Regions from separate parts of the Mus musculus genome. Here regions 1 and 3 are each linked to region 2. The links are chromatin loops, found by intact Hi-C in ENCODE. Cell type or tissue: gastrocnemius. All regions are shown on one strand.

What was found. Peaks named below come from ENCODE experiments on the same cell type or tissue, not always from the same donor. Only the 100,000 strongest peaks of a DNase experiment are listed, where the experiment ranks them.
Region 1: a loop joins it to region 2, with 6 times the contacts of the local background. A loop is called at or near these places in 2 of 42 quality-filtered maps.
Region 3: a loop joins it to region 2, with 1.9 times the contacts of the local background. A loop is called at or near these places in 7 of 42 quality-filtered maps.

Annotation. Positions count from the first base shown.
Region 1 is chr9:83,020,370-83,028,369 of GRCm38, forward strand. All of the region lies in intron 5 of Gm39383 (a long non-coding RNA gene), which reads left to right. Among named protein-coding and RNA genes, the nearest start is that of Gm39383, 16 kb to the left of the region's middle. In gastrocnemius, no CTCF peak of the experiment used is centred here; no DNase peak of the experiment used is centred here; H3K4me3 peaks cover 741 bases; H3K27ac peaks cover 1,505 bases.
Region 2 is chr9:82,972,373-82,980,372 of GRCm38, forward strand. Phip (pleckstrin homology domain interacting protein) reads right to left here and starts at 3,117. Exons shown (of 40, transcript NM_001081216.1): 1 at 2,880-3,117; 2 at 2,716-2,774; 3 at 2,555-2,584; 4 at 2,302-2,361. The coding sequence starts at 2,919. In gastrocnemius, a CTCF peak has its summit at 3,629; DNase peaks (open chromatin) are centred at 1,157, 1,964, 2,387, 3,207 and 2 more places; H3K4me3 peaks cover 5,217 bases; H3K27ac peaks cover 5,696 bases.
Region 3 is chr9:83,108,147-83,116,146 of GRCm38, forward strand. Hmgn3 (high mobility group nucleosomal binding domain 3) reads right to left here. Exons shown (of 6, transcript NM_026122.4): 3 at 6,627-6,656; 4 at 4,074-4,124; 5 at 2,847-2,960; 6 at 1,796-2,283. The coding sequence ends at 2,245. Gm2065 (a long non-coding RNA gene) reads left to right here. Exons shown (of 5, transcript XR_003948196.1): 3 at 6,788-8,000. Among named protein-coding and RNA genes, the nearest start is that of Gm2065, 14 kb to the left of the region's middle. In gastrocnemius, a CTCF peak has its summit at 4,512; DNase peaks (open chromatin) are centred at 3,051, 3,791, 4,487 and 5,029.

The DNA.
Region 1 (8,000 bases), 48 kb after region 2:
TGGGTGGTGGAGATCGGCCACCGGAAGATTTATAAACATAGAATAGTTGATAAATTTAGGGTTCTGCGCCCAGCAGTTGTGTTTTCGGTTGATTTTAAACTAAGATTGCCTGGTGTTTTTCTTCCATGGTGACTCAGGTGGGTCAAAGGGAAGGGACAAAGCCAAGGCAGAATTCAGTCATGCTTTGGGACAGGAAGACTGTGAGCTCCAGGGGGAAGGTAGCAAGCGAAGTGTGGGCTGGCGAGAGCACACCTACAGCTAACTGGAAATTTGGGAGTGCAGAGCGGCCTTGGCAGCAGCCAGCCAAGGAGTGGAGAGAGTGATTTCGGAGCTCTGGAGAGGTAGAGTCAGCCTTGGTGGGACAGCCATCGGCAAAAGGGAAACATGCGGTTTCAGTACCGGGCTGGGAACAGACGGAGACCGTCGTCTGGTGCCTAGTTGGCGATAGCGTGTTTTTTTTTTTTTTTTTTTTTTTTAATTTTTTTTATTACGTATTTTCCTCAATTACATTTCCAATGCTATCCCAAAAGTCCCCCATACTCTCCCCCTCACTCCCCTACCCACCCATTCCCACTTTTTGGCTTTGGCGTTCCCCAGTACTGGGGCATATAAAGTTTGTGTGTCCGATGGGCCTCTCTTTCCAGTGATGGCCGACTAGGCCATCTTTTGATACATATGCACCTAAAGTCAAGAGCTCCGGGGTACTGGTCAGTTCATAATGTTGTTGCACCTACAGGGTTGCAGATCTCTTTAGCTCCTTGGATACTTTCTCTAGCTCCTCCATTGGGGGCCCTGTGATCCATCCAATAGCTGACTGTGAGCATCCACTTCTGTGTTTGCTAGGCCCCGGCATAGTCTCACAAGAGACAGCTATATCAGGGTCCTTTCAGCAAACGCTTGCTAGTGTATGCAATGGTGTCATCGTTTGGAGGCTAGTTATGGGATGGATCCCTGGATATGGCAGTCTCTAGATGGTCCATCCTTTTGTCTCAGTTCCAAACTTTGTCTCTGTAACTCCTTCCATGGGTGATTGTTTCCAATTCTAAGAAGGGGCAAAGTGTTCACACTTTGGTCTTCTTTCTTCTTCAGTTTCATGTGTTTTGCAAATTGTATCTTATATCTCGGGTATACTAAGTTTCTGGGCTAATATCCACTTATCAGTGAGTACATATCATTTGAGTTCTTTTGTGATTGTGTTACCTCACTCAGGATGATGCCCTCCAGGTCCAACCATTTGCCTAGGAATTTCATAAATTCATTCCTTTTAATAGCTGAGTAGTACTCCATTGTGTAAATGTACCACATTTTTTGTATCCATTCCTCTGTTGAGGGGCATCTGGGTTCTTTCCAGCTTCTGGCTATGAAGCACCTGAAAAAATGTTCAGCATCCTTAATCATCAGAGAAATGCAAATCAAAACAACCCTGAGATTCCATCTCATACCAGTCAGAATGGCTAAGATCAAAAATTCAGGTGACAGCAGATGCTGGCGAGGATGTGGAGAAAGAGGAACACTCCTCCATTGTTGGTGGGATTGCAAGCTTGTACAACCACTCTGGAAATCAGTCTGGCGGTTCCTCAGAAAATTGGACATAGTACTACCGGAGGATCCCACAATACCTCTCCTGGGCATATATCCAGATGTCCCAACCAGTAAGAAGGACACATGCTCCACTATGTTCATAGCAGCCTTATTTATAATAGCGTGTGTTGTTTTTTAATATTACATACTACACAAGGATTTTATCCATGCAGTGCCTACTGTAACAATTCATGCTCCTGGTGTCTTTTCTGGGACTCTTTAACCTGATTCAAGTATCTATGTTACTGTTTTGAAATTCTTTATTGCCTATTAGAATTTTTTAATGATAAACTTTACCATTTTCAGTCTCCCTCATAGCCTTTAAGTGGCTACATCTACGTCTACAGGTTATAGGTTATCAGTGAGTGTATCTCACCCCTGCATTAAGTTATGAGACTCTAGGTGAAACTGTTCTTAAGCATCCAGACAATAGGCAGTACAGGTCACTGATCCTGAGCGGCAGTCTTACTGCCTAGAAGGAAAGATGGGAGGAAATCAAAACAGTGCCTGGATAAACTTCCTCGATAGAAGAGACAGAGCTTGAGGTCCAGAGAGATGAAGGAAGTTAGACTCTGGAGACAGGAGTGAAGAGATGAGAGCTTCATGGTGAAGACAGAACACTCCTGATGGCTTCCAAGACTTCCTCAGGTGCCTGGTAGCTGAGAATCGATTTGTGACAGCAGGGAAGGGCTACCTAATGTGAAAGAAAACACCCCTTGGAAGACATAGGCCAGACAACCCTCAAACTCATATAGACAAGCAACAGTTGATATTCCAAATAGCCAGAATATAATAACTTTGTAGTGAATGAGTATTAGGTGGGTCTCAGAAGTACAGTGCCATGGAAATGGGGACAAATTAGCCTATGCTAAATATTATCCTATGTCCTCCTTATAGAGTTTAGGGAAGGACTAAACTGATTCCAAGAAACAAAACCTAGTATGTATGTACAACAAAAATTAATAATGTCATCATTCAACCAACTATTTTCAAGCATGGAAAGAAGCAAGAAAACATGCCTCATAATCAAAAGAAAAACCAGCTAATCCATAGTCACTCACAGATGACAGAGCACGATGCAGAGGTGTTGCAGAGGTTTGAAGGGAACACAGACATGATGGGGAGGATAATGAAAAGCATTATTTTTTTCAAAAGAGAAACTGAACTTCTACTTATAAAAAATGCACCATCTGAAAAGAAACAAAAGTAAATGAGGTGAATAGATCATTGCTCACAGTGGAGAGACAGGATTGACAAATGAATGACAGTCCTAGAATCTGTTCCAAGTGAAATAAAAAGAGGTAGTTGAAAGAAAAAAAGGTATTTGATTAATGAGCTCAGTTACAGTTTAGAACACTACCGGTGGGTGTGGTTCGAAGAGTGTGTACAGGAAGATTCAACACCCAAAGCAGCAGAAATAAGGAATTACTTCAATGGACTTATTAAATTAATAACAAAAAATAATCCATGAACTTTAGGATAGCTGGAGAAAAGGGCACTATATCGCTCTAGAAGAGATAGTAGCCAAAATAATTGTGCAGGATAAACATATAAGAAGCCTAGATTATATTGAACCAAAGATCACAGTACACAGAAAATAATCCCGTTATAGATCCTATTCAGTGTCATAAAATGAAAATGATTTTTGAAGACATCAAGAAGGAAAGCACCTAACTAACTTTATACTGGAACCATGACAGCAATAATTCAATGCTAAAGCAGAAAAACAAACAAAGAATAAGAACAAAAAAAACCCCCACAACTTTTAATCTAGGTTACTCAGAAAAAAATTCCTTTCAAAAAGAATGCGAAATTTTGCGGGTTTTCCCCTAGTTAAACAAAAGCTATCACCGCTGGCCTTGCATATACAAGAACTGGCACAGGAAGTTCTTCATGAGCAGGAAAAAGAAACAGAGAGAAGTGGGGAGCTCTAGACATAGTTGAAATGAAAGTAAATACAAGAGGTATTTCTGGACTTTGGGGTGGCTCAGCAGCACACGCTTACCATGCACAGGGCCCTGGATGCAAGCAGCAGCAGCATGCAGTGCCCTCGTCTAAGTTATTTTAAGAAGCACTGGCTACTTAGGGCAAAAATAGAAGCAATGTCCTGCGGGTCTGTTGAACATGTGAATGTGTAATGTATCCCCCAAGTAGCATGTATGAAGATAGGAAAGTATTAGAAATATGTGGTTATAAAAGATTCTTTTCAAATGACAGTGCTATATAAGAGACTATAATAAGTTATAAATAAACAAAAGAATCCATAGGGCCTCTTAACATTTAAAAATCATGGGCCAGTATTAGAGGAAAGTAAGAAATAGATTAATCCCAAAACAGAACAAAAAGAGAAGAAATAAGAAAAATATAACGCAGCTAACCAACAGGATGATTGTAAATGTATCATCTTCCCAAATAAATTAAATGAAAAGTATATAAGTCAATGCTGCCCAATAGAAACACAAGCAAACAAGGTTCTGGTAGCAATGTTTTTTGGTTTGTGTGTTTGTTTTTTGTTTTTTGTTTCTTAAATAGATATATAAAGAAAAAGCTTTTAATTGGGGGCTTGCACACACACATACACACACACAGGGAGGGAGAGAGAGAGAGAGAGAGAGAGAGAGAGAGAGAGAGAGAGAGGTGGGTGGGGGATGTCAAGACCACACTTAATAATTCTTCTAATCATTTCAAACAGTTCCAGTCTTTGGTGGCTAAGCACTCAAATATGTGAGCCTAAGGGGCAGGCAGAGGTGGGCTGGCATTCTTATTGAAATTATCACTATGTGTCTTGCTTTATTTCTTCATGGTATATGTGACCTTCTCTTCACAATCTGGCAATCTTTTTCTTTTTCTTTCTTTTTTTTTTTTTTTTTTTTGTTTGTTTGTTAGTTTGTTTCCAGTTGCTTGAGTAGTAAATACTGATTTTTTGTCTCTGTTTTTTTTTGGGGGGGGGGGTGGCTTTGGCTTTTCGAGACATGGTTTCCCCTTGTAGCCCTTGTTGTCCTAGAACTCACTCTGTAAACCAGGCTAGCCTCAAACCTATAGTGACCCGATTGCCCCTGCCTCCCAAGTGCTGAGATTAAAGGCATTTGCCACCACTGCCCAGCACTAATCTTTATTTTAATGCCTTTTCCCCCCTTTTTATTGAAAATAGATTTATTTTTCATATAACATACCTTATGCTATTCTTTTTTGTTTATTTGTTCGTTTGTTTTTTTCAAGACAGGGTTTCCTTGTGGAGCTCTAGCTATCCTGGAACTATATCTGTAGTCCAAGGAAGCCTCAAACCCACAGAGATCTGCCCGCCTCTGCTTCTGACATGCTAGGAATAAAGACACATGCCACCACTACCACTCAACACTCAAATAATATATCCTTCTTCCCCCTGTAATTCCTTTCCAACTCCCCTCCCATCTGAATCTACCCCCTTTTGTCTTTCATTAGAAAACAATCAAGCTTCTAAGTGATAATAATAAAATAAAATATAATAAGATGTAACTGTTGTGCCTGGTTTGGGAAACACCAAAAGACCACCAAGGAGCTGATTTGATGCGATATCAGTAGGGTCTTTATTCAAGCTTGAGCTTGGGCTCACTGCCATCACTGGCACAGCAGGACAGGAGGGTGAAGCCCCAAGCTTTCAGCAAGACAAGGTTTTATAGGAAATGGCCAGTAAATGGGGGAGGGATGGTGGGAAGGAAGGGGAGGGGTTCCAGCCTAGTAAGTATCTAATTGGCTGACTATTATGACATATGTTGACATTTAAGCTGACAGGTGGGTGCTCTGAAGCAAAACCATGAACAATAATCACAAAGGGTCTGAAAGTTCATCAGGAACTACCAAACTAATCCTGATTGGCTGTTGTTAGGGAGTAGGGGTATGGGCCAGGGACAAGTTCTTCCTGGAACTTGGGTGCAGCACCCCTGCATTTGCAGGTCAAGTTCTCAGGCCCCTTTTCCTTTCAAATAGGGGCTGATCCCAAGATGGAGTAGGTTTGGCCTCTCAAAACAAACACTAACACATGGGAATAGGACAAAACAAACGGAAGGGAAAGAGCCCAAGCGAAGGCACACGAAACAGATATCAACGCAGATAACAACTCTTTTATACACATGGGAATCTCATAAAAAAAAAAAAAAAGGAGCCATATTGCATATGTAAATGATGGGTAGGGTAAAAAAGAGATAAAATTTTTAAAAAGATAAAAGGAAAGAAAAGAAAAGCTCTGATAAGTTGTTATGAGACAAGAGACCTCCATTGATGCCATTTGGTTTGTTTTCTGTTTGGTAGACACATATTAAAACAACAAATAAAATTAACTTAGTTTATTTTAATGTAACCTATGTAAAAATAATTCTAACATATAGCTAATTTTATAACCCACTGTGATATATATATCTTTTATATATGTATATTGAAATTCTGAGTATTTAATATTATATCTCAATTCAGACAACACATACATATAAATCAATGCTACAGAGGCATTTGGAGTTAAGGGTTACCTTATTGGATAGTTCACACCTAACTACTTATACTAAATGGAAGAAATTTTCTGATTAAATTTCAAAAACTGCAAAATCTTAAGTCACAGGCTTGTGACTCAGTTACTTGACAAGTTGGGCTGACAGAATCACAAGTCTGTGGCCAGGGTAGGCTGCAGAGTAGGTTCAAGACCAGCCTAAGGGATTTAGAATGATTCTGTCTCAAAATAAACCATAAGCCGAGGACTGTAGATGTAGCACGTGGTAGAGTTCATGTATAACATATATAAGGCGATAAATTCAGTCTCCACCATTATAAAAGGAGGTGGTGGTGGCAAGGCACTCATCAGCTCAGAAGGCTTGCTGCTCTTTTAGAGGACCCTAACTCAGCTCCCGGTACCCATGTCAAGAAGGTCACAACTACCTCTAAGTCCAGCTCCTGGGAACCTGGTGCCCACTCCTGGCCTCCTCAGGCATCCGTATGCTTGTGCACATACATACAGACAAAGATGCATGTACTACAAAATAAAATTAAGCATTACATATACAAAGAAAGGAAAGAAAAATACCAGAGTATAAAAAATGCAATGTAAATATAAAGACATGGGCCAATTAAAAATAATTAAAACATTCACCGAAAGAAAGCTTCTTTAAATTTGTTAATATCACACTTCAGAACATGAAAAGGGTTCATTATATTATAGGGTACCAGTTTACTAGGGAGACATGGCATAGCTCTGTATTTAATATTTCCAAATGCACAATCACTAAAACAGTAGCAGTAGAAGGAAAATATGTCTAACCATAATTATATTTAGATGTGTTGACATTTTCTCAGTAATTGATAGAATAATTAAATTCCATCAGTAAGAATATGAAAGAACTGAGCAGTGCTGTCTACCAATTTGATAGTGTTGATAAAGCACACTCCACTCCCAAATTGCCAAACACATACTTTCCAACTGTATAAAAAACATTTCAAGATGGACGATATCATAAAGCACGAAGCAAAGCAGACCCTGAATGTCTCAAAGAGCTATGATTTCTGACCACAGCTGAAGTTGGCAAACATCAGAGAAGTAGCTGTAAAATCCTCAAATACCTGCAACATAAATGACCTGCATATAGGTTAAAATACATGCACACACACACTCACACACACACAGGAAAATCATGAAAGAATTATAAACTTTTAAATTTCATACATTTTTGAGACAGGATCTTACTATGTATGTAGGTTTTGCTAGCCTGTAATTCATTATGTAGACTAGGCTAGACTCAAAATCAAAGAGCTCTGCCTGCCTCTGCCTCTCAAGGACTGGAACTAAAGGTGGGTGCCACCATGCTCAGCCACTACTTTTATTTATTTTTTTGTTGCAGACTATCCCCGTTTTGGGTCTCCTATCTGCGTGGAGCAGGTCTCTGGTTGCAGGTAGACAAGGAATCGTCGAGAATTGACAGACACAGACACGAGAGAGTGTGCTGGATCTGAATGTAATTTGTCAAGTTGAGCGTCAAACTTTTTATACAGAAGAAAATAGGCAAGGTACAATGAGGTTGCCGGATTCTTACATAAAACAGAGGAATGCAAACATGGAAGGACTGGCAGGAACCAACTGGGATAAAATTCAATGTTAACAACTGGGATCAAAAACAGCCCCACATAAAGTCAGCTTAAACTTAGAAGCCAGGGGCAAGGGCTTCATGCCCTTGCCATAGTTCCTATTCTAGTCTATTGTATATATAACTTAGCTATATGTCAAAAAACCAATCCTTAGGAGCACTTGTAATAAAGCAATATTAAGGGAACGCTCACAGATCCGTTTACCAACTAAAGCAAGGACATTTGGAGCATTCTTTATACAGGATGCCACGATTCCAGGAGACTAATTACTCCGTGAACTTTTCACCTCTGGACAGCGCCCAGGTTTTTGGGGC
Region 2 (8,000 bases):
TTGTTAATTCAATTTGATGTACAAAAAGAAAAACTTTTAAGTCATGAAACTGAATTAAGACACAGAATACTTAAGCAACTATGCATGTATTTACCAAAACAAATTTTTCATATGTACCAATATGCTCAAAAACATGACAATCAAAATGTTTTAAAGCTACCTAAAATCAAAATTAAAGTGACATAAAGTCAACCCATACTCTCCCACACCTCAGCATACAGCTTACTGGGTGTGAAAGCATTTCAAAGGGTGCCCTGTGTCCAGTGCAGTTCTATGCTGAGTAAATAAGAGGGCAGGAACCAAACACAAGTTCCAGTGAGAATTTTACCTGTCTTTAGAGTAAAGCCATCGTTAACTGCTGAGGTAAAAACCTCTTCACAAGAAAAATCACCTTCAAGCAAAACAGGTGGCTTTTGATAAATAACATACAGACAACCACAATTTATGAAGTTTGAAAAACTGACTACAAATACTTCATTTTATTACTATTTGGGCCTATGAACCACCTCTAAAATTAATTTCAGTAAACAAAGTGATATTCCTACACTGATTAACCATTCCCAGCATTTATTTGGTCAAAAACACTATTAGTTGCTTAGTTCAAAAAAACATAGCATTACTTAAAGATTCTTAAGTTAACAAGACTTTCATTTTCAATGACTTGGGATTTGTGGGATATTTAAAGAAAGGAAAAGATGAGTGTGGTTTAAAAAAAAAAGCTGTATCATTGTAACAGTATTTTTAGAGTTGTTTTCTTCTTAAACAGCCAGAAAGGCATGGAAATACACTGAAGATTTGTGTAAAAAGCATAAATGTAAAAATTACCAATACTGCAAATAGTAAACCCGGGAGTTTAGTTCAAATTTCAATCACTTTGGACCAAGTAACTGACTGAACTTCCCTAATTCGATATTGAAAATTAACTTGGAAGCATGGAAACGAAAACACCCTCCACTAGGTTTCTACGGCCTTAACAGTCACACGGTAACCAGTGGTTTATATTAAATCATAAAATGCACACACGAAAGCTATGCGACTCATATTCAAAACCAAGCAAAAGCTATCACAATCATGCCATGCCCTCAGAGACACTCATTCTGAACTACTAAAACTGCCTAACCCTACAGCCCTGAAAGCACTAGTAATCACAACTACCTCGAAGAGTCAGAAACTGATCTCAAACATTGTTGTCAGTGCACTGCCTAAATTTCAACTGCTCAATGGGCCCTGGTGAGACTGACTATGCAGCACACTCACACAAACAACTGTATCAACTTCTCTTAGGCAAAGAAGAGGCTGTGAAACCTGCAGCTCCTTTACTCAAGTAAACTAAGAGAACCTTACCATTCACCATACTCGTGTCAGCTCCACGTATGGAAAGCAACTGTTTGTAAATTATTGCCTTTGAAAACTCACCAACTATAAAAACATTGTTTTTCAATCAATTAAAGAAAAACATCTCAATATAAACAAAAACTTAAAAGCCAAGGTCCACCCCACGGCAACTATGCAGATAAAACCCACAATTCTTCAATGACCTCTATAAATGACTTTTAATAAAAGAAGGTAATATCCCCCAAGAATCTGCAAAATTGGAAAACGCCTATTAAAACTTCCAGGTTTATACTTCGGCAGATCTGTTTGTATAATGCACAATGTGCCGCTGGGTGACTACCATATCTATCTGAACGCCTCCAACCAAACAAAGATTAAAAAAAAATAAAATTAAAAATCTGGGTCTGAATCTACAGAAAACAAAAGACAGAGGAGAAGGGGGAAAAAAAATTTTAAAAAATCTTGCCAAGGTTCCTCCGCGGCTCAAAGGCCTTCTTGTGAAATGCTAATGCCACTTCGGAGCAGTTAGTCACCAGCTATTGTGTGGAGCTGGAGAAAGCTGAGCCGGCCGCGCGTGCAGAGCAAGCAAGGAGCTGGCGAGCGCGCTCTCCAGGCTTGCGCCGCTCCCGCTGCCGCCGCCGCCGCGCGCGCGCCCCCGCGCGGATACGCGCGCCGGCCCCTCCTCCTCTGGCCTTGCACTGCACAACACTCATGACGTATCTTTATTTCTAGCACATTAACAAAATATCACAAATAAATTGTCCGCGGACCCCGCGGCCCCGGGGCGCCCGCACCCCCGGCTGCCGCCCCCCGCAGCCCCCGCTCCGGCCTCCCAACCCTCCCCGTGGCCTTTGCAGCTTTTCCCGTTCTGGGGCCAAGTTTTTGTCTCTGTAAAAAATTGCGGGAAATTCAATTTTTATTCGACTCGGGGAAAAGTTTCTTTGCAGTGCGCTAGGAATGTCTCACCAGATTCTGGTAGGTCCTGGGGTGCTCCTTCCCGGTCCAGTCGGTGCGCCGGGGCAGCAGCTGCGGGGACAGGACGCCCGGTGAGCGCGGCCCCCGGCCCGGACCGACGCCGCTCCCCTCCCCAGTCCGCCCCGCGCCCCGCCGGGGACCCCCCGCGCCCCGCGTCCCGCGCCCCGCCGGACGCCCGAGCTTGCGCAGCGGCCCGGGGGAGGCCGTGCGGCGGCGGGACGGCGCCGGGCCGCCGCGCCCTTACCTCCTTCTCGGCCACTTCGCGGATCAGCACCTGCAACAACAAAGCGGGGACGCTGAGCCCCCGCGCCCCGGGCCGCGGCCCCGCCGCCGCCGCCGCCCTCCCCCACGCCCGCGGGCGGCCACCGCGAGCGCCCGCCCGTCCCCGCGCCGCGCGCCGCCTACCTGAGCCGCCTGCTGACAGGGTCCATCTTCCAGGAACCGGGCGATGAGGAAGTAGAGCTCTGCGCGGGAGAGAAGGACGGGGAGACACGGGCTGAGCGGCCGCGGGGGGCGGGGGCCCGCGGGCGAGTCCGCCCGGCGCGGCGGCCCCGCAGCGCCCGACTTACCCGATCGCAGCTCCGAGAGGCCTTTCCTCTCACGAGACATGTTTGCGGGTCACTTCGGGGCCGCCGGCGGGACACCCCGCCGCCGAGGGGACGCGGGGACGGTGCCGCCGCCTGCCCTGTAGCTGTCAGTGTGTGCTCACGAGCCGAGCCTCGGCTCCACCATTCAAGCAACGGCGGCGGAGGCGGAGGAGGAGGAGGAAACAACAACTCTCAGGCAGCGGCCCCGGCTGCGGCCGCCTCCGCCGGGATCCCTCCGCCGCAGAAAGGAGTCCGCGCCTTCGCGGCCCCGCACTCGCCGCCCCCGCCCCCCGCGGGAAAAGGAGTGCCTCGGCCTAGGCCCGCGCCCGCGCGGTCGTCGCTCCGCGCGCCCTGGGCCGCCACTTATTTATTTATTTCCAGCGCGAGGAGATGTCGGAGCCGAAGCGGCGGGCTGCCTGGCGGGCGCTTTCTCTAAAGAGGCCGCGGGCGGGAGGGAGAAAGGGAGGGAGGGGAGGAGGGGGCCGGCACGGCTGCGCGGAGGGATCTGACGCACACGGAGCCGCAGCACAGGCTCTATTCAGCGGCGCTGGCTGGGTTGAGATGGAAGTTAGTTTCTATGTAGCAGAAATAGGAAACAAATGAAGCAAAACTGCTCAAAGAGGGGAAATGCCGGGAGGACTGGGCTCACTCTCACGCACGCACAGAGACTCTCAGCGAGCACTCTCAAGCTGGGCCAAGTCGGGATCGCGCTGCCCTGCCCGACTTGAACGCTAGTGTTTGCTTTCAGTCTTGCCATGTGCATGTGTATAAATGCTGCGGATTGGCATCCGTGTAAGTCTTGTCCTGCGATATTTCTGCAGCCTGGGCAAGTGTTGTGTAATTTATTGGAGTGCCGTGGGTTGCAATAGAGGTTCGGGCTTTTTTTTTTTTTTTTTTTTTTTTGAGCCACTTGCGTTCTGCAAACCCGTTATTCCCCGAAGCCACCTCTGCATATTTCTTTTATTACTACCATCGCCTGAAGCGTTCGTTTAAAAAAAAAAAATGTTTTTGTTTTGATAAACGGGCAAGAGGAACTCCAGATTTGTACTTCAGCTCATCTTTTCCCCCACTTATTACAAAAAGGCTAGTGATGGCTAATTAGGGATTTGGAAGTGAAGAACCTTAAAGCTTTTTAAAGTGTTTACAAGAAGGGCTAATATAAACCTGAAGGAAAGGAAAGGGCGCTAGCTAATACTTATCTCTAACTGATATGGAGGTAAATTACTGACACGGTCGATAACCTACCGAAGGTTATTGAAAGAGTATATTACAGTTTAGCAAAGGTGATTAGTGATTAAATAATTTAAATTATCTGTGTATCTTGCAGTTGACTTCGTCATGCTAATTAATGGCTTCTAATTTACGGTGTAAACCATTCCTGTTTACAGTTAATCACGGGAAGACTTCTTAAAAACTGGCGAAAAGCAGAAACAAAAATCTTTTCGTAAATCCTAATGTAATTACTGGTTTTATATGATACATCGTTCATCTGTGTTTTGCTGATGAGGATAGGGGCCTTGTTATTTTTAAAACGAATATGGGTGAAATTAATGGAAACAATGGAAAAGGCCGTTTGTTAAAAAACAAGGACACCGAGTGATATTTATCTCCAGATGAATTAAGCACTTTCCAAAAAGACTTTGAGAGTTCAATTTTTTTAAAGGTTGGCCTTTTAAAGAGAATTAGGCTAGTCATTCTTTTGTTAATCCTTAACAAAAGATCCTCTTTGAATTTCTTAGATAATAAGCTGCATTTTATGGGTCTGATTTTAAAAGGTAATTTGTGAGGTAAGGACCAAGAAGCTGGATTGTGGTTTTCCGGGATTGTTTCCTCAAGCCCTGCACCCTCCTAGCTCCCTGCCTTCCTAGTGGGAAATGCTGCAGCCGCCTTAGGCTGTACTGCAAGAGCACTAAAACACCAGACATTCTCACACATGTGAGCACGAGGAAACCGTCTCAACCCCCTTTGGAATCATGGATGTAAAATTGCCTTTTGTAACTCAATAAAAATAAGAGGTTACCCCGATTGGTCCTAATGCTACAGTATTATAAGATCTGCCCCTAAACTGGTGTGGCTAGCCTCAGAATCTGGACATGTTTGCATTTTTAAAACGTGTAATCCTAGTCTTACAATGTTAGGTAAAGTAGCCTGCTTCTGAATAATTAGGCATAAAACATATTTTATATGCCTTTGCAATTGTATTTATTTATGTGACTAATGTTGTTTTATCTTAACTTTTTAAAATGCATTATGTCCTTCAAATAATTTAGGTACTTCATTGAGAAGGTCTTTAAATGAACAGATTTTGAGAACTAAAAATTCTACTTGAGGCTTGCTGGTTCTGCACGCAACACTAATCTAATTCTTCCTCTTAGATGTTTTGCCCTTGAGAGGTAAAAATCAAATTTTGGCAAGTAATGTAAACTGTATCTGGATAAAGTTTTGTAGGTGTTAGGAGACATGGGAGGCTAGCATGATACCATGTATGTTTTCCATGCAGAAGCCATGGGAGCTTTTTCTTGAGACTGAAAACAAAAATAAAAAACTGTTTAAGGAAAGCCTGCTTCCTTCTAAACATGTCATTACTAACATTTTGGCTAACTTTGACAATGTTTTTAGTTTCTTTTGAAAACAGTTGTAAGCTTGCCTTTAAATTAATTCCTATGGTTGTTTTTCGTAAAATATAAAGAGTGCTTGACAAAAATTAGGATTTCTCTAATTCTTTCAGTCCAAAAAATGTGTTGTTTTTAGCCCTAGTTGTTAAATTGCATCTTGCTAAGTCCATTCTTTTGACTTTTATCTTTTGAAAAAAACAAAACCAAATCACTTCGCTTTCTTTAACATCAAGCATAGAATATTTCGGTTAACTGAGATTGCTAAGTCGTTTATTGTGCATGTGTATGCAAAATGTCTATGCTTATCAAATACAAGTTCTTGTTTAGAAATCCTGTATTTTGTTCCCAAAGCAGAGGTGTGCATAGTTCTTCCCACAGTTGATTTGTTTCTCTATAAAGACAGTTTAAATTCAATCCATACCCCTTTCTAGTCCTTTATGGTTTTTATGTACTCCAAAAAATACCATTAAAAAGTACTTCTCAGTGCATTTTAATTAAGAAGCTAAAAAAAACAGAAAACAAACAAGTAAACAAACAAACAAAATCAAAGAAGAAAAGAACTCTTGAAAGCAAAAACTAATTTTTATCTGATAGTCTCTTTAGAAGGATTATAAACTTTTTCCAAGTTTCTGTGAAATTCCATACTGGATCAACTCTGCCATTTACGTCTTCTCTAGAATAAGATGGACACTAATTATAAACTTTAAAGTTCTACTACTTTTATAAAATTTGATTTCTCTCCTATAGTATGGTGTCTGACACAAAGCTAAAACTGGATTCCGGGCTGACCTTATCTGTAAGTCATGGTTCTGGACTGGTATTATGTTACCCTTATGAGGTTTAGGTGAGCAATTACATTGTTTTGTTTTGTTTTGTTTTGATACTTTGTAAGGCTGAGCAGTGAACCCAGGTTTTCTTGCTCCTGCTGTGCCAGCCAACTACAATTCAGCTATATATTCTCTGCCCATTTGCTACTTTCAGAGCAAAAAGTTTCACTCAGTGAAATAAAGCAGAAACCTATTTATTTGCCCTGAGGAACAAAATGTAGCATGCTACCATAAGGGCCTTTGGGGGGCATATTCTGCTCATCCACACTGCTGTGGCATGCTCTCCACTTCTGCGTCTTCTGCCATGCCAATCTGTTTCTTCTCACCCCCTATTGTCTCTTCAACCCGTGACTATCAAATCTGAATCTCATGAGCAGCTATAGTGTTTTGATACCTTCAGAAAGAACAGGGTCAATGTACTTTAGTAAACCACTCCATCATTTGATAACATGTTTGTTGTTGGTTTGTTTGGGTTGGGGGGGGTGTTTTGGTTTTGCTATTTAATTTTATTTAATGATTCCCCCTTACGAGATCACTGAAAACTTTTCCCATAAATTGTAGTACATTTTCTTATAATCTGTAACAAATATTAGCTAAATTCCAATAATCGTATGTTCCCTTTCTTATTTTAATGTTAGTAATTTATTCAAGCTTTTTTTTCCTCCTAATTAAGTAACCCCTGTAGTTTACAATTGTTGCATGTTAGTTTGTAAAAGAAATACATACTTTCATGGATAAATCCATATACATTGTTTAAAACCACTTTATGACTTTAACAGTACAGTTAGATATTACAGAAGAAAAACAGTTTTAGAACATATTCCTCCCAGATCCAGAGCAGCACAGTAGATGACTTAGAAAAAGGCTGTTCCAGAGGAGAGAACACATACAGAAGTCTGCAGGCATGTATTATCCTAGCAAGGTGTTTGATGGACAGGGAGGGGGCTGGACTCAGAGAGAACACTGGAAAAGGAAGGTGGATGGAGAGGAGGATGCCCAGGCTCCGGAAAGTTGCTGCTGGTGGTATTTTAAATAAAATATAGTATTATTGGTGTGATTTTTTTTAAAGACAGGATTTCAGGACCAGAGTTAAGAAATCTCTTGTATTTATAAATACTTAATTCCTAAACTTCAAGACCCCCAAGTAATGAAAATCAACTTTGGGGAGAAGGGAGGGAGGCTTATCCAACAAATATTGAGAAATGTCTTCATAAGAAAAATACTAGGAACCAAAGACACCAAAGTTGACCTGTTGGTGAGGAAGGAAAACCGTTCAAAGGAATAAGACCTAAGCTTTCAGATTGCCAGTAGAAGTCAAGTCTAACTCAAAATTGAGAATTAATTTTAGTTTTTAGTGAAGTTTAAAGAGATGACATTAGATTTAACCCATTCGGTTAATCAAAAATATTCTCCCCAATTTCAGAATTAGAAAATAGGAGGCCTATTATAGAGTATTTGCAGGTTGTTTTTGTTTTCATACGTGTGCCTATTTTGCAAGGCCTCCTCCCCTGACCCTTGTTGCTTTCTCCTACTGAAACGTTACTGGCCAGCCAGCACTAGGCTGTCCATCATACACCTACAGAGTAATACCAACATTATCCTATTGAGATATGTGTGCTGAAGTTTATGAAAAGCTTATAATTAGATTCTGGGATTACAAA
Region 3 (8,000 bases), 140 kb after region 2:
CTGGGTGGAAATTAGTGTCATTTTTTGGCAAATCAAAAATGTCAAATGTATTTTTTTTTTGATTTAAACATTCTGTGACTAGGGTATTATTGTGTACATTGCTTACAGCCTTAGAAATAGAGCCGGAGAGATCTATCTTCAATAATACTTTACTAGCTGAATAAAGTAAAACCTAGTAAAATTCCTACTTTTAAAAACAACACACACACACACACACACACACACATACACATATACATTACATATATATAATATATATATACACACACATACACATATACATTACATATAATATATATAATATATGTATATACACACACACATACACACACACACACACACACACACACACACATATATATATAAAACAAATGCACAGTGACTGCCTCTGAGACACAGGAACAAGGAAAGGAAAACACACATTCACTTCTCTGTGTATGACTGTAGTGTCTAGTATTTTTTAAATCATCTGTATCCTCTTATAATTCTTAAAAAGTAAATTTATGGGCATCCTAGTCCAGTTCTGAATTGGACACTAGCCAGCAAAGTGCTTCAATTGTGCATTAACAGAATGTCGAACATACTTTTCTTAAAGTACCCATGGGGGAGCAGATGTTTTTCCCTGAGGGGAAGCAGCTTTCAGCATAACCCAAGCCCATGAATTAAGGCACGGTTCATAATAAGAACTCAAGGAATACCAGATACGAGATTATCCTTAACAGAATGTGGCTGGGGTTGATGACAGATTTAGGACAAATGACAGAAGTTTTAAGTGCTTAGTCCAAAATGCTTGCTGGGGGAGGGGGCCTTGTTTTGTGGACATGTGCAGTCTTGAGCACCAAGAATCTCTTTACATAGGTCTCTCAGCAATGCAGCCACTATTTTCCACCTTACAAGATGTTTCCATCGAAGCAAAATCCTGAGCAGTCAGCTTTCTGGGGATGGGGCTCACATTTGGGGACCGTTAACAATAAGCTTCATTTAGAATAACTCTCTTGGTTCCTGCCACTGCTAGGCCTTTCCACAGACAGACATTATTTAAAAATCAGTAAGGCAAGGCTGGATTCTCCCCTTCCATCATGTCCCACACTCCCATTTTCCTCACCTGCGGAGGAATTCTAACAACATCCTGGCCAGTGTTTCTCTGAGGCTGACACACACTGCAGCCAGTGTGACTGTATGGGACCAAGAGCCTTCACAGCCCTGAGGTCCTCATAGACAGGAAAGCACTGTTACATAAATCTGACGTGGTGCTACTCTGAAAGTGGGAGACATTAAAAAGATGAGCCCATACACACCAATACTCACATACACAGAGACACACACAGAGACACACAGAGACACACACACAGAGAGTCTCACTATGCAGCTCTGACTGGCCTGGGACTGGCTCTGTAGAACAGGTTGACCTCAAACTCTCAGAGATCTACCTGCTCCTCACAAGTGCTACCCTACCCAGCTTATTTTGATTTATTTATTTTTCAAGTTATGGTTTAGCAGAACTCTATCTTGTTTTTAGGAACTTTAACAAGGTTGGTATTCCATTAAGGTTTATTATACACAGCAACCATGACTTACTGACCATTCCGGTTACAAAGTGAGATGGATGTAATTCCCCTAACCTAGCAGTCACACATGTTTTATGAAATAATGTTAAAATTCCAGAAAACTATGAGTCAGTGCTGTCCGACTTCTTAGAGATAACGTCATGGTGCCAGCTGCGGATAATCCTTACGTTGTCTGCATTAATCAAATGAATCACTTCTTACATTTAGTAAAGACACAAACAGGTGGATATTTTGCAGACAAGAAAACCTTTTTATTTTAAACCACAAATAGTCAGCAGGTGGCCACAACTATCCATATTTCATTAAAATCACATAAAACCTAGGCACAAAAGCACCACTGATTATTGCTCTAGAAAAATTGCATGAAAAAATTCAAATACGCTCAGTAAAAACACCACAGTCTGCACAGGACTAAAATTGTAAAGCAAGGGCGCGGAATGCTGAATCCATTTCACACGCAGCTCCGATGTGAAATTGGTATTTGCGTGACTTGAGGATGATGGAAATTTCCAAAAAACATCACCATAAGAGGATAAAATGTCCATCTTCTTCATATAGATTTTATGCTGACTAATAGAGTCCTAAAAAATTAGCATTTACAAAATACTTGGTAAAAATAGCTTTTAAAAGTTGTCCCGAGAGGTACGTGAAATCGACCCTAGTTTTCCACGACAATTCACTCTCCCTCCTTTTCTATAGATTCAGTTCTCTGTGCCTGTGAATAAGAAAGAAAGGAAGGAAAGAAGGAAGGAAGGAAGAAAGAGGACAACTAGTTACCAGAAAACCAAGTAGAAGCAAAGGCAAGTCCACCCACCAAGAACACACTTGAGCATTTGGCCCCCTTGGCTTTGCTTCCAGCTCTACTTGAAAACACACTCCAACTCTGGCTGGACAGACAAGGCAGGAAGGCCTTATGCAACACTCTGCAGCACTGGTTGCTATTTTTCTGCTATTTAAACAACCACAGAAGCCTTACCTGCGCGCTCCCGTGTGCATGATAAGAAACAGCACGCTACTCTCTGATTCTAGTCACTGCAAGCATGCAGAATGTCTACTGTACCCTTAACTCTCACTGTTTCAATCTGCCCCTTTACTGACAGTGTGCTGGGTGGGGGACTTCTGCAGGCTGAGACATTAACAGTTGAACGAGAGACGTGGATCTGCAGTAACATTACAGGCGATAAAGAGAGACATTGTGAGCGTGCTATCCAGAGCTGAAGGGTTGAGCAGTTTCTTAAGACACTGATTCGGTCAGTGGGAGGTGTTTGTGGAAAGTACCTCTTCAACTTTAGTGTCACCATTTGCAGATGGTGCAGTACCTTCCTCTCCAGCTTCCTGCTTTTCTTCCTTCTTCCCCTTAGCACCTCTGCTAATCTTTGTTCCAGGTTCTTTCTAAGGGATCGGAGCACAGGGAAACAGAAAACACAATAGGCACAGCGTGATGTTCACGAACACCAAGGGGCACCTGCTGGAACTCAGCCAGACACCATGGTGGCTACCACTGGGGCCTTGGCGGGAAGTGGGGGCCCAAGCTGGCTTTTTCACCTGGGCTACCTGCTGACCCCATCAGCACTTCTATTCTGTGGGAACATGGTGACTGGCTCAGGTGTCGATAGCTCCAGGGACATTTCTGCTATGACTGGTTTTGCTGTGGCGAGGGCAGCCATAGGGCCTGGTAAAAGGGGAAAAGCCTGCGGGGGAAACCCACCCACCAGAGGCCGGATTTCTCTGTTGCTGTCCAGTGTGACTAGTCATGTGGTGTCGTAGATCTTACACAACTAGAAAGGTATTTAAAATAAAGGCCCAGATGGAGAGAAGTTGCTCATTTTATGCCGGCACCACAGTGGTGAGCCCTGTTTAGGAAACTGTATTCACTACCACACACAATTTTAGAGAGTTTGGGTGCCTTGGGGGGAACATACAGCACAGGATAGTCATTGTGGCTGAATTCATGGGCAGTAACAAACTTCAGTTCTCCTCCTAAACAGGCTATTCCTATCTATTTCAATAGAGTAGACTGAGCTGGGGCTGACTAAATAAAACATCCAGAACATGTTTCACAATGTCAGGCTAGTGTTCACTACTTGCTAGAGTAAATGATTGTATTTTTATTGCTAGTCATGGGAATGGCCATCTCCTAGTAGTTCTATGAGGCTGTGACCCCCACCTCTGACATTTGGTGCTGGTGGCAGCAATGGGGTCCACGGCCAGCTCTCACCAGACTGCCTTGTGATTTACTGTACTCTCTGGGGGAACTGCCAGGCTGTTCACACAGGATGTTCAGAGAAACTTGCTGTGCCCCCTGCACCTCACTGACCAAATGCAAAACACATTCCCACTAACGTGTAAAATGTTGCCCACAAATGTGGGGACAATTCTCTAGTCTGTATATTTTAGCGTGACTCATTAAACAGGATCTCTCCTCAGGTGATATTTGTAGGCACAGGATTATAATTTACTAATTGTTTAGAAAGCCAAGGGAGGGAAGAGGGGAATACCTCTTACCTTAGCTGATGTTTTTCTTGGTTTAGACTCCGGTTTTGGTGGAACAGGTTTCTGCAGAAATAATTTAAATTATACAAATATTGAAACGGATGCCATTAGCACCAAAACGAAGACAAACGGGCTGAGACAGCCATGGGCTCTGACGGTGGCTCTGTTCATTTGGGGTATGGTCCTTTCAGTATCAGGTACTATTTTCGTCCCAGGTTTGCAGATGGGAAGGAAAGCTGACTCATTAGGCTCTGGTCCAGTAGAGCTCTCCTGGGCAGGGTTAAGTTTCTCTTTTTGATATCTGTAGTTCCTCTTTTCAAAACTCCACAGCAAAAGGAGAAAATCTGGCCCTGGCTAAACGGCTGGATGAGTTTGCTCTCAGTGGCCTTACTGACCAACTAGTATCTACAGCGAATCACAGGCAGAGGCCACCATCTGTCGGTCATCAAGGAGGGGCCCTGTGATGGTCTTCAAAGCCTTATCCAAACCCCTCCTCCTGACACAGATTTCTGGTTCTGTAGCCAAGCCTCTTGTCTCATCCCTTCAAAGTCAGCGTAAGGTAAGAATTTAACACAAGACACCGGGTTCATTTATCTCTGGGGCTTTTTATTAAGAATATAAATGCAGCAACATGTCTGTCTGGCTATTAGAGTTAAGATTTTTTCTGTGGGTGTTCTAGGTCAAATATTTCTCCAATAAAGGTTTAAAATGTGTACATCTCTCTGAGATCTAAAAGAATGTTTTAAAAAATAGAAAACACTGTCTAGTGTATCCCTGTGAAGAAAAATGTGTGCCCCCCCCCCCAGTATCTGTAAAAGATTTGGAGATCATATTCAATATAGCCTTTATGTATAAAATTTAATTGGAGACAGTTTGGTTCCAAAGGACCAGCTGTTAGAAATAAAGCCAGACATGGTCACTCACTCTGGTAACCCCCAGCATTCAGGACACTGAAGCAGGAGATGGTTACCAGGTTGAGGCCAGCCTGGGCGACAGGGTGAGACACAGTCTCAAAACGAACCAAATAGGAGGGCTAGTGAGACAGCAGGAAAAGATATTTGCTGCTAAGCATGATGACCTGAGTTTTATCCCTGAGGCACACAGGATGGAAAGAGAAAAACTGCCTCCTCTGACACCCTCACACACAAGTAAATAAATGTACCAACAATATTTCTTTTAAAAAGGAAAAGAAAAAAGAAACGCCCTTTCAAATGAAATTTAAAAAAAAAAAGTTGAGCTTGAAAAGTAAGAAAATTTTTATTAGTCTTCTTATCCCTCTAAATCTTCAGTCTGCTTTTCAAATACTGAAGCTTTCCTGGCTCCTACATCTTCTTAACTTTAAAATTCATCACTGTAAGTTTTGACAGATCAGTGTATGTTTCTGTGGTTGTTAGCAAATTGTTTCCACTTATATCATTTTCTGTGAGATAGACCTTTTATTCTGGTTCAGCATTCAGTGTTATCAAAATAGTACTAAGAAACTAAGACTCTGTGTGTGAGGGAGGGGGTAGGGGGAGAGGGAGGGAGAGAGAGAGAGAGAGAGGGGACAAGAACTCGTGTGCTTGCTAAAGCACAATGTCGGGGGGTGTTCCTCAACCACTCTCCACAAGTGGCTGGACTGCTTGCCTCAGGACTCCTCCTGCCTCCGCTTTCCAGTGCTGGACTGCACAGTGTGTATGCGTGTGTGTGTGGGGGGGGGGGGGCACACTCCCTTGCTGGCTTGCTACTTGCAGCATCCCTTTAGTCTCTCTGGTGATTGACACTGCTGTTCTACGGACTCACGTGACTGAAACCCTTCAACTCCTGCGTGGTGTGAACAGCCACTTCCACATGCTCTCAGCAGCACCTGTGACGTTCAGTGGGGATGGTTCACTGCCAGTGAAAGTTTCCCCAGTTCTTTATTTTGAGAAGGCAGCCTGGAGGCAAAACCCTCTAGACACGCAGAGTCCGGCTGCTCTGCTTGTTATAGAATGAGGAAGAACTGAGGGCCAGAGAGCAGCGCACGCAGGCTGGCTCAGAGCTGGAGCACAGGCTCAGTCTCACCTCTCCATCCTAGCTCTGGAATCGTCCCCATCCCCTCCTGGCCATGGCCAACTGGAGAAGACCCCATGAGACAAGGTAAAAGTGACACTCCTTTACGATAACCCAGGACTGGATACAGCTGAAGTGTACGGACATTTAGGGACATTCAGATCCAGGAGTGAAATGCACACTAGTGTGGGTTGTGGGCAGAGAATCTACACTCCGGATCCATTTCAACATTAACAGGTGCAGAATTTGGAAATCAGGATTCCCTTAATGTACTAGCTTGTCTACGGGATCTAGCAGTGCCAACCTGCATGGGTTTTATATACTTGATGATGGTCCTGGCCACTGTTTCTCACTGACACAGATAATCAAGTGAATTGCTCGGCAATATGGGTCAGATCTGCTGGAAATTACGACCCCTAAGTACTTCCTAAAAGGAAAAGAGACTCAAAGAAAATGCCAGGTAATCATCCTTTTGCTTTAGATAAGGGAGCACACATTCTTCAGAAGCGACAACAAGGGGCTCTGAGGACTTACCGCGGACAACCTGGCCGACCGTCTTGTGGGCTACAAAAGAATAGGAAAAAAAATTTTTTTTTTTTGTATTTTAAACATCCATGTTAGTTGTAAAAATTCATTCTTGATATATTCTACTTTGTTGAAAGAATGCAATGTAAGACTGCCATCATACTTAACAGGTTAGCACCATGAAACATGCCAAGCCCACCAGGCACTCCAGAGAACGAGGGCTACAGGATACAGGCTCACCTTTCATCGAGTGGCTTCTCCCAGGTAAGAGGGAAAGGAGGAATCCTGGCTCCACCCTACACCACAGTCACTTCTTTTGTGATAAATTGACATGAGAACACTGAATTATCTTAAAAATGCTCTCTTTAAAACGGAACCAAAAGCTGAGAGCTAGTAAGAGACTGATGTAATCACCACAGAACTAACATAGTACCCTCCCACCTCTGCCATGCTGGAAAACAGTGCCTGTGAATCTCACACAGGTAAGAAAGGTTGTTTGTTTATTTGTTTGTTTGTTTGTTTGCTTTGTATTGTTCTGTTCTTTTCAAGCCCAGAACAAAACCAACACAATTACCTACTTAAAACAGGTTTCACTAATCTCTTCATTTCAAACATTTAGAAAATCAATGAGATAGATATTGAATTTAGTTAGTTTTTTTTCTCTTCAGAAAACCTTTCGAGGATTTATCAGTTAACAGCCAATGTCATCCTAAAGAAAATACAACATAACACAAGCATCCAGCACACAAAGATGACACTCTTAACTACGCAGGAGGACCTACTTGTTCTGGGCAAAGGAAGGGATTTAACATCCTAAAACTAAAACTGGCTTTCTCTGCAGGTTTGACTCTATACTTCCTGGTCCTTTTACTCTCTTCTCCATCTCTGGTCGAACAGTAGATACTACCCCACACATCCCAGAATATTTGCTGAATAAATGAATTCGAGTGTTTCCATGACTCACATTGGTTTATGAAGACTCTTGACTCATTTTGCTAATTTAAATGCTTCAAATAATTTTTCTTAACTGGGTCAGCAAAAATGGTTAGTTGGACCTCATGTCATGATTGAGAAGAATTGGAGAAATTCTTGAATCTGTGCCATGGTCAGTCTAGGTCAGTGGTCCAGGTCACACTGGAAGAAACAGTTCTTGACATTGCCATAGCAAAAAATTTCCTTGGTGAAAGTCCCATGAGAAGCTACATTCTTTAAACCACAGAAGGAAATGAAGGGCCAGAGCATCCATGAATAATTTTAACCCTGCGGTCTCAATGAACAATTAGAGCTGGACATAAGTCCAGCTAACAGAATGTGCAAAGAATAGGAAGTCGTGCCTGGGACATAGTCACCACCCAGAATAGGACATAACAGCACACAGCTCGA